Regions from separate parts of the Homo sapiens genome. Here region 2 is linked to region 1. The links are chromatin contacts, found by Hi-C in ENCODE. All regions are on one chromosome and are shown on one strand. The core of a region is the stretch at or near the end of the contact, and the rest is flanking DNA. Distances in the headings are between cores, read along the strand shown. Region 1 holds the start of CCDC150 (coiled-coil domain containing 150). Region 2 holds the start of TYW5 (tRNA-yW synthesizing protein 5).

Region 1 (3,950 bases), core at 1,370-3,869:
CAGATCCTCATAAGTCATAGTTCTATGGCTCATAGTCTAAGAAGCACAGTCTTACATGAAAACAATCTACCTCTAATGGCTGACATTCTAGCAAAGAGACAACAGCTTTAACATATCTGTGCTTTGTTGTGTTTGAAAAGGAGCAAATATTGATTGCTGCCTTGAACCTAAGTCCTAACGCTTGATAGTAACAATAATAAAAATACTGAGATATAAACTTTTATTTTTAAAAAAGTTCATTCATAACTAATTTCTATGCATATATTATTATCAAACTAACAGAATTCTGTCTTGATGTTTAGGGAGAATATTTCCAAAGAGCTTCTAGGCAGGTAACCTTATGGAAAGCATGGCAAGAAAAAGACCAATGTCACAAGTAATATACTAGTAAAAACCAGATGACTTTGAAAAGAGAACACATGCTTCTGTGGACACAGGCTCCATTCCTACACCTGGCAATAGGTGTACACTGGCAAAAGCGTATACAAGTACATGCTGTTGGTTCCAAAATAACAGTCCAGGGAGTCAATGTTGTTTATCACAACCACTAGAAAATAATATGGTAACACTGTCTTCATTCACTCACACATCTAACAAATATTTCCTGAACATTTACCATGAGCCACACACTGTTATAGGCAATGAGGCGGGGGGCAGGGGTTGGGTAGAACAGTACGAACAAAACTCCCTGCCTTCGTGGAGCTTATATTCCAGCTGAAGAAGACAGACACTAAGTAAAATACATAGTTTGTTTATTGGTGATAAGTGCAAAGGAGGAAAATGAAATAGGAAAGAACATGGTATGGAGGCTACAGGGCAGATTTTCATTTTAAACAGGGTGGTCAAAGAAGGCCTCATAACATTTGAGCAAAGACCTGTTATATAGATATCAGAGGGCAGAAAGGCCCAGAAGACGGAAACAGCAAGTGCAAAGGCCTGAAGTTAGAAGGTCTGATGAGTCCGCACATAATAAAGAGGTGGGTTTGGCTGGAGAGGAAGGAGTAACACAGAGAACATTGAGAGATGAGGTCAGACGGTAATAATAAAACCAGAATACGGCTGGGCGCGGTGGCTCACGCCTGTAATCCCAGCACTTTGGAAGGCCGAGGCGGGCAGATCAAGAGGTCAGGAGATCGAGACCATCCTGGCTAACACGGCGAAACCCCGTCTCACTAAAAATACAAAAATAAAAATAAAAAAAAAATTAGCCGGGCGTGGTGGCGTGCTCCTGTAGTTTCAGCTACTCGGATGGCTGAGGCAGGAGAATGGTGTGAACCCAGGAGGCGGAGCTTGCAGTGAGCTGAGACTGCTGCACTCCAGCCTGGGCGACAGAGCGAGACTCCGTTTCAAAAAAACAAAAAACAGAATACACAGAGCCTTGAAGGCCATTGTAGAAGTCTGGCTTTTGCTGTCAGTGATTCTCAGAGTCACTGGAGGTCTATAGCTGAGGAATGCTATCCAACTTTCCTTTTAACTGGATCATTTTGACTCCCTCCCACTCCAAATGGTGGAAGAACAAAAGCAGAAGTAGAGATGCTGCTGGCCAGAACCAAGGTGACAGCAGCGGTATTCCTACTGTAAGAAGTGGTTAGTGGTTAGATATACTTGAAAGATAGCTTTTGCTGATGCATTAGATATGAGATATGAGGGAAAGGAAGAAGCCAAGATTACTACAGGGTTTTTGGCCTGGATGGTGCTATCACTGAGACAATGCAAACTTATTAAGGAAGAATCCGTTTTGTGGAAAAGATAAAGAGTAGTTTTTAAAATGTCAAATTTAAAACATGAAAGATACCAAATACATTATTGAATTTGTGGATCTGAAGTTTGGGGGTGAGGTGTGGACTGGAGACTAATTTCTGAAGAGCTCAAGAAAACCATAAGGCGGGATAACAGAGAACACAAAGGATTAAAGGACCTAGTCCTGAGCACGCCAAGATTAACAAATTAGAAGCATGTGTTGGGGGGCATTTAAGACGGACTAATACGAACTTCTCTAAAGTGGGGTTAAAAATAGACATTTTTCTATCTTTAGAGCCTAATACAGTGCCTGGGAAATTATAGGTGGTAAATAAACAGGAGAATACTTCGACAGGAATTTAACGAATGTCTATTCCGTTCTAGCAAGAGCGCCAGGTACTGCGGAAACCGTAAAGAACAAGTGCAAATTCCTGACACCTATATTCTGGTAAGCAAGCCAGGGAGGATTAACTGGTGGCAAAAATCAAACATTAACGCCGAAATAGCCTTCCCAGGAACCTATTAAACTCCAACTTAACACATAAATAAAGGTGGTATTGGGCTTATCTGGAGGCTTCGGTGGCTATCTCCCATCCCTCAGCTGGAGCCAGGCCAATGCAAACTTCGCTCCTAAATGGCTTTCACCGGCAGCCAACGCCAAAGCGCCTTAAATCAGGGCCCTGAGGTCCAGGGAGTGAGACTGGACTCCGTCAGGACAGGGAGAGGGCGCCAGGGAGTGGTGACTGTCCTTATCTGAGCCGAAGCCTCGCGAGCCTCCGACCACCCCTCACCAGCCCGGGGCCCGGCAGCCTCACCTTACAGTCCATCTGTCCGCCTGAGGCTCCGTACTGCAGCAGGCGAGCGGGTTTCCGTGGAACTAACACAGCATTTTAAACCAACCCGCTCCCCGGCGCAGTAGCTCCGGTACGCAGGCGCACCCGTGGCAGGGCATGTCGGGAACTGTAGTTTTCCCGGCCCAGGAGGGCCCTCAGCCCTGGGCGGGACCCAGGCCGGCATCCGGCGGCGCTCAGGGAATGCGTAGCGCCGTGAACCGAATGGCGGCAGGCTCCACTGTGCTCGCGAGCGGGGCACGCCGGGATATGTAGTTTCCGGCGCCTGCCCTCCGGGGGGTCCTGTGCTGCCCACTTCACAGTGACTTGTCTCCGCCTGGTGAACTCGCGGTGTTCTGCTAATCTTGGTAAATACATACCCTACAGCAGAGTAACGAGCATAAAAATTGGTTAAAAATTCAGAGCTTAAACATTCTTCTCGTTAAAGGAAAAATCAAGTCCCTCTTCGTCCTCGTCCATGATGGCCACATGGAGAGTAAAACACAGAAATCTGTTTTCAGGTCTTTCGTCTCTTCAGCATAAATTATTTCTTGCCCTGTCTACAAGTTAATAGGTATTTGTAAATCTGAGTGTAAGTAGCTATGAAACGGAAAAGAGCATTGAGCTGTCCCTGGTTTTTTTGGTGGTTTGCTTTTTTGAGATAGGGTCTTCCTCTGTCGCCAAGGGTGGATTACGGTGGTGCGATCTCGACTCACTGCAGCCTCGACCTCCCGAGCTCAAGCGATCCTCCCATCTCAGCCTCCCCAGTATCTGGGACCACAGGCGCGCGCCACCACGTCTGGCTAATTTTTGTATTTTTTCGTGGAGGCGGGGTCATCACCATATTGCTCAGGCTGGTCTCTTTGGGCTCGAGCCATCCGCCCACCTCGGCCTCCCAAAGTCCTGGGATTACAGGCGTGCATCACCACACCAGCGTTTCTGAGTTGTTTTGCTTTAAGAATATGTATTCTCACTTAAGGGAAAGCCTTCTATAGTGCAAAGACGCGGCTTTGCGTTTTGGTAGCTGGACAGAACACCTGTTATCCCTGCCAGGGCAATTAAAATGCATTTCTCTCTTCTCCCTGAGAGTGCAGCCAAGAATCACTTCAGCCCTCTCATATAAGCAATCAGATCCGAGATGAGAGCTCATTTACTTAGCCTGACAATTGATCTTGCTATTCTAATTCTTTTCATAGCGGAGCCTCAATGTGAGATGCAGAGACTGCCCATCAAACCACAGCCATATTCATCAAGCTTTGAGCCGATCCGGTGAAGAGAAATGAGCACTGCATACATTATTCAGAGAAAGGGACCAAATAAAGCTTTTAATAGGAAATGAAAATGTATTTTAAAGCGTCAGTGCAAACAGCCAATTATTTT
Region 2 (4,243 bases), core at 315-2,814, 3.3 Mb before region 1:
AAAAAAAAAAAAAAAGCATGTACCCACAAAATCTACAAATAATCTCAGGACCCAAGTGACCATATGTCACAAGGGTAAGGCAAGGTATAATCAGCCATTCAGAAACAGGTACGTAACTAACAAAGTCAGGGATAAGAATCTCTAAAGGCTAAATATTTTCTGTGTGCAGGGTGCTGTGCACTTAGCCACCAGGCAGTCTCAGCAAATCCTTTGAAAGGGTAAAATTGCTCATCTCCAGTTTAATCTTTACGGAGTATGGGGTGGTGTATTGGTCGGCTCTGTCTAATAGCTGGCAGGAAGTTCTGCTCTTCTACCCAAGGTGACATTACAGCACTTTGGAAATGTTATCTCAATTATTCTTCAATCTTACCCATTTATTAATGTATTCAGCAAACATTCATGGAGTGCCTACTATGTGCCAGGCATTGTCTTGCCCACTTTGTAAATTTGAAAATTATGTTCAGACAAGATGAGCCATATAGCTTTTTCTTTCTGAGACAGGGCCTGGCTCTGTATCCCAGGCTGGAGTGCAATGGCACGATCACAGCTCACTACAACGTCCAACTCCTGGGTTCAAGCGATCCTCCCCTTCAGCCTCCCAAGTAGCTGAGACTACAGGCGTGTACCACCATTCCCGGCCCAGAAGCTTACTTTAAGTCAAGCAATGGCTGGAAGGCTCTATGTCTGGGCCACTAATCACGTTTGATCACTTGTATCCCAGTGAAGAAAACTCACTGCTAAGCACTTCTGCGAGCAATAGTTGAACTCATTAGAGACGGATAGGTCAATCAGGGAAATAAACAAACCTGCTTCGCTCCCTCGGAGAACTCTGTGATGCTGAACTCTTTGTCGAAATAGGCCCAGATAAGGAAGGCCTTAATTCGAGTCCTAACCCAGTTGATGGGGTTGGAGAATCCCAGGACGATCATCTTGGTTTTCTGGTGCTGCTGGGGCTTCTCCTCCGTGCTGTAGCTGCGCTGAGGGCAGGCAGGGAAAGAAGCGAAGGCTGCGGGGAGTCCCGGGCTGCTGAGCACTGGCCACCGGGAGCCCTGGGCAGGTAGCGCCGAGGCTGCCAAGGCCCTAGCGCTTCGTGGAAATAACGCCGCTCCCAAGCCGAGGCGACAGCGGCAGAAGTAGCAAAGTGTGGCCGACGGCAGCCTCACCTCGGCCACAGCAGGAGTCCGGAGTCGGACGGCCCCGCAGGGCAGCGACCGAGAGTGCAGGAACTGGGGTAGCAAACGAGCGGCCAGCGCCATTTTTATGACCCTTCACACCGGTGCCTGCCGGTGCTGTATGGAAAGGAAGTCGGTGGGAAACCGCCTCAGCGGTGTCGGAGAAAGAGACTGGAGAGCAAAGTGGACCTGTTGCTGCAGCCTCTGGTGAGTCGGCCCCGTCCCCGCTCTCCAGCACGCAGCCCAGGCCGAGGCCCTTCGGCAACCCGCCCCGCGCTCGGACCCAGCCACTCTGGAGTCTGCCGGCCTCGCGGACCTTTTCTCTGTCGCTCGTGTTTCCGGGCGGATGGCGCTGAGGAACGCTTTAGAGCCGAAGTTCCGAAGACCTGGAAGAGGGCAGGCGTGAGCAACCATGGCCGGGCAGCACCTCCCGGTACCCCGGCTGGAGGGCGTTTCTCGGGAGCAGTTCATGCAGCACCTCTACCCACAGGTGAGGCCCTCGCGCGGGGCAGAACCTCGAGAAACCAGCGAGAGACACGTCTTTACCTTTCGGACAGCTGGGAACTGGTTTTTAGAGACCCAGGGTGTGGGAAAGAGGCGCAGGACGGCAGCAGATCACTGGTTGGCCCTTAGACCAAGGGAAAGGTGCACGGGGGACGCCGACTGGCTCCTCTATTGAAATTTCCGGAGAAAGTCCCATGTTTCTGGGGAGCAAGATGATGGCGGAGAGCTGAGTGCGAGAGGTATTTTGCCTAAACTCTTTACTCCGCATCTGTCAGTCTGCTCCGAATTAATGGATTTGAAGGCACAACTTTTCACTCCACTGAGCCAAAAAGGAAAGCAATGGGATTCCCCCGGAAAACTCCTACTCGTCTTGAATTCTAACTTACTTAGGTTCTAGTTCCGACATTGGAGTCTTTTATACCTGTAGTTAGAACCTTAGGTCTTTAAAAGAAAACTCATAGAGAAATATTAGGGAAACAAAAAGTGCTTTTACTTGCAGTGCTTTTCAAGGGAGTCCAGACCTAAGAAAAACAAGGTATTAAAAGGAAAAATCCACAGGATTACAGTAAGTCAGTTTATGGTAGGAAAAATACCCAGCAATTTTCTTACCTGATATTTACATTTATAAGGGTGGTCATAGAATTACAGTTCTGGGGCCGGGCGCGGTGGCTCACGCCTGTAATCCCAGCACTTTGCGAGGCCGAGGCGGACGGATCACCGGAGGTCAGGAGTTCAAGACCAGCCAGTAGAAATCCCATCTCTACTAAAAATACAAAATTAGCCGGGCATGGTGGTGGCCCATACCTGTAATCCCAGCTACTCGGGAGGCTGAGGCAGGAGAATCGCTTGAACCCGGGAGGCGGAGGTTGCAGTGAGCCGAGATCGCGCCACTGCACTCCAGCCTGGGCAACAAGAGCTAAACTCGGTCTCAAACAAACAAACAAAACTACAATTCTGAGTGTTACAAAAGTCGGATGGGCTGGGCGCCGTGGTTCATGCCAGTAATCCTAACATTTTGGGAGGCCCAGGTCGGTGGATCACTTGAGGTCAGGAGTTCAAGACCAGCCTGGCCAATATGGTGAATCCCCGTCTGTACAAAAAATACAAAAATTAGCCGGGCGTGGTGGCGCACGCCTGTATTCCCAGCTACTCTGGAGGCTGAGGTCGGAGGATCTGCTTGAGCCCGGGAGGTCGAGGCTGCAGTGATCCATGATCCTGCCACTGCTCCAGCATGGGCGAGAGGGTGAGACCCTAGCTTAAAAAAAAAAAAGGCGGGGTTGGGGGGATGCGGGAGGAATGAAGTTTTTCTTTTGATAGCAACCTACGGGAGAGGATTCAAGCCTTTATTAGTTTGGAGACTTGTACTAGATGGGTTGTTCTTGCTCTCCCTGTCCTTAGACACCCCCTATCTCAGAATGTGCTAGACGTAAGTTGCCTAAAGGGCAGTGTTGTGAAGATTAGGGTATGTGGAAGTGCTTTGTAAGAGTCATAGCAAAAGGTATTTTGTAATTTAATCTCTTCAGACAAGACATACAGCACAAAGCATCATTACATTTTAAAAAGTCGAAAATTACAAACAACTTTCTCTGGCCATGGGCAGTAAAACTAGAAATTAATAACAAAATTGGAAAAAAAGACCTTTCTATCTGGAAACACTAAAAAGTATGAGGGGGCATAGTGCTATGAGTTTTTTGTTAAACATTTTCTAATAACTCCATAATTAACACTGTATATTGTACAGGTACATGAATAGATAGACCAAGGGAATAGAATAGAAAGTGCAGAAATACCTATTCCTATGGAAATTTAGTGTATAATAAGCATGACATTTCAAAAATCAATAAGGCACAAAATGACTTTTTAAAAAATAGACTGTTTTTTCGAGGCTTTATAGGTTCACAGCACAATTGACCAAAGGTACAGAGATTTCTCATGTCCTTTCTGCCCTGACACATGGATAGCCTCCTCCATGATCAACATCCCCTCATTAGAGTGGTATATTTGTTACAATTGATAAACCTACATTGGCACATCATTTTCTTTTTCTTTTTTTTTGAAATGGAGTTTTGCTCTTATCGCCCAGGCTGGAGTACAGTGGCACAGTCTCGGCTCACGTTAACCTCTGCCTTCAGGGTTCAAGCGATTCTCCTGCCTCAGCCTCCTGAGTAGCCAGGACTACAGGCACCCGCCCCGACGTCCGGCTAATTTTTGTATTTTTTAGTAGAGGCGGAGTTTCGCCATGTTGGCCAGGCTGGTCTCAAACTCCTGACCTCAGGTGATCCGCCCATCTCAGCTTCCCAAAGTGCTGGGATTACAGGCGTGAGCCACCGCGCCCAGCCTGGCACATCATTTTCACCCAAAATTCATAGTTTATATTAGGGTATACTATTGATATTGTACATTCTATGGGTTTGGGCAAATTTATAATGAAATGAATCCACCATTATGGTATTATACAGAGGAGTTTCACTTAGAAAATGATAAAATTCGGTTTATATCTCACACTGTACACAAGAATAAACTCCAAGTGGATCAGAAAAATGTAAAGAAATGAAACTACACAAGTT

Evidence for each region. Hi-C counts contacts between places; a loop is a spot of excess contacts on that map. Pooled maps may share reads with other maps.
Region 2: a map of naive thymus-derived CD4-positive, alpha-beta T cell shows a loop between it and region 1 (22-fold over the local background). The contact joins the promoter of TYW5 here to the promoter of CCDC150 in region 1. A Hi-C loop is called at or near these places in 2 of 168 maps with a recorded cell type or tissue (breast epithelium and naive thymus-derived CD4-positive, alpha-beta T cell) and 7 of 50 pooled maps.

Annotation. Positions count from the first base shown.
Region 1 is chr2:196,638,384-196,642,333 of GRCh38, reverse strand. CCDC150 (coiled-coil domain containing 150) reads right to left here and starts at 2,619. Exons shown (of 28, transcript NM_001080539.2): 1 at 2,556-2,619. The coding sequence starts at 2,567. LOC105373823 (a long non-coding RNA gene) reads left to right here and starts at 2,649. Exons shown (of 2, transcript XR_923747.3): 1 at 2,649-2,938; 2 at 3,767-3,906. RefSeq lists enhancers at 1,758-2,295, 2,296-2,833, 2,818-2,867, 2,888-3,107.
Region 2 is chr2:199,952,812-199,957,054 of GRCh38, reverse strand. It overlaps TYW5 (tRNA-yW synthesizing protein 5), which reads left to right and starts at 1,564. Exons shown (of 8, transcript NM_001039693.3): 1 at 1,564-1,662. The coding sequence starts at 1,585. It overlaps MAIP1 (matrix AAA peptidase interacting protein 1), which reads right to left and starts at 1,473. Exons shown (of 5, transcript NM_001394955.1): 1 at 807-1,473. The coding sequence starts at 1,256. RefSeq lists enhancers at 1,041-1,140, 1,161-1,320, 1,491-1,610, 721-1,920.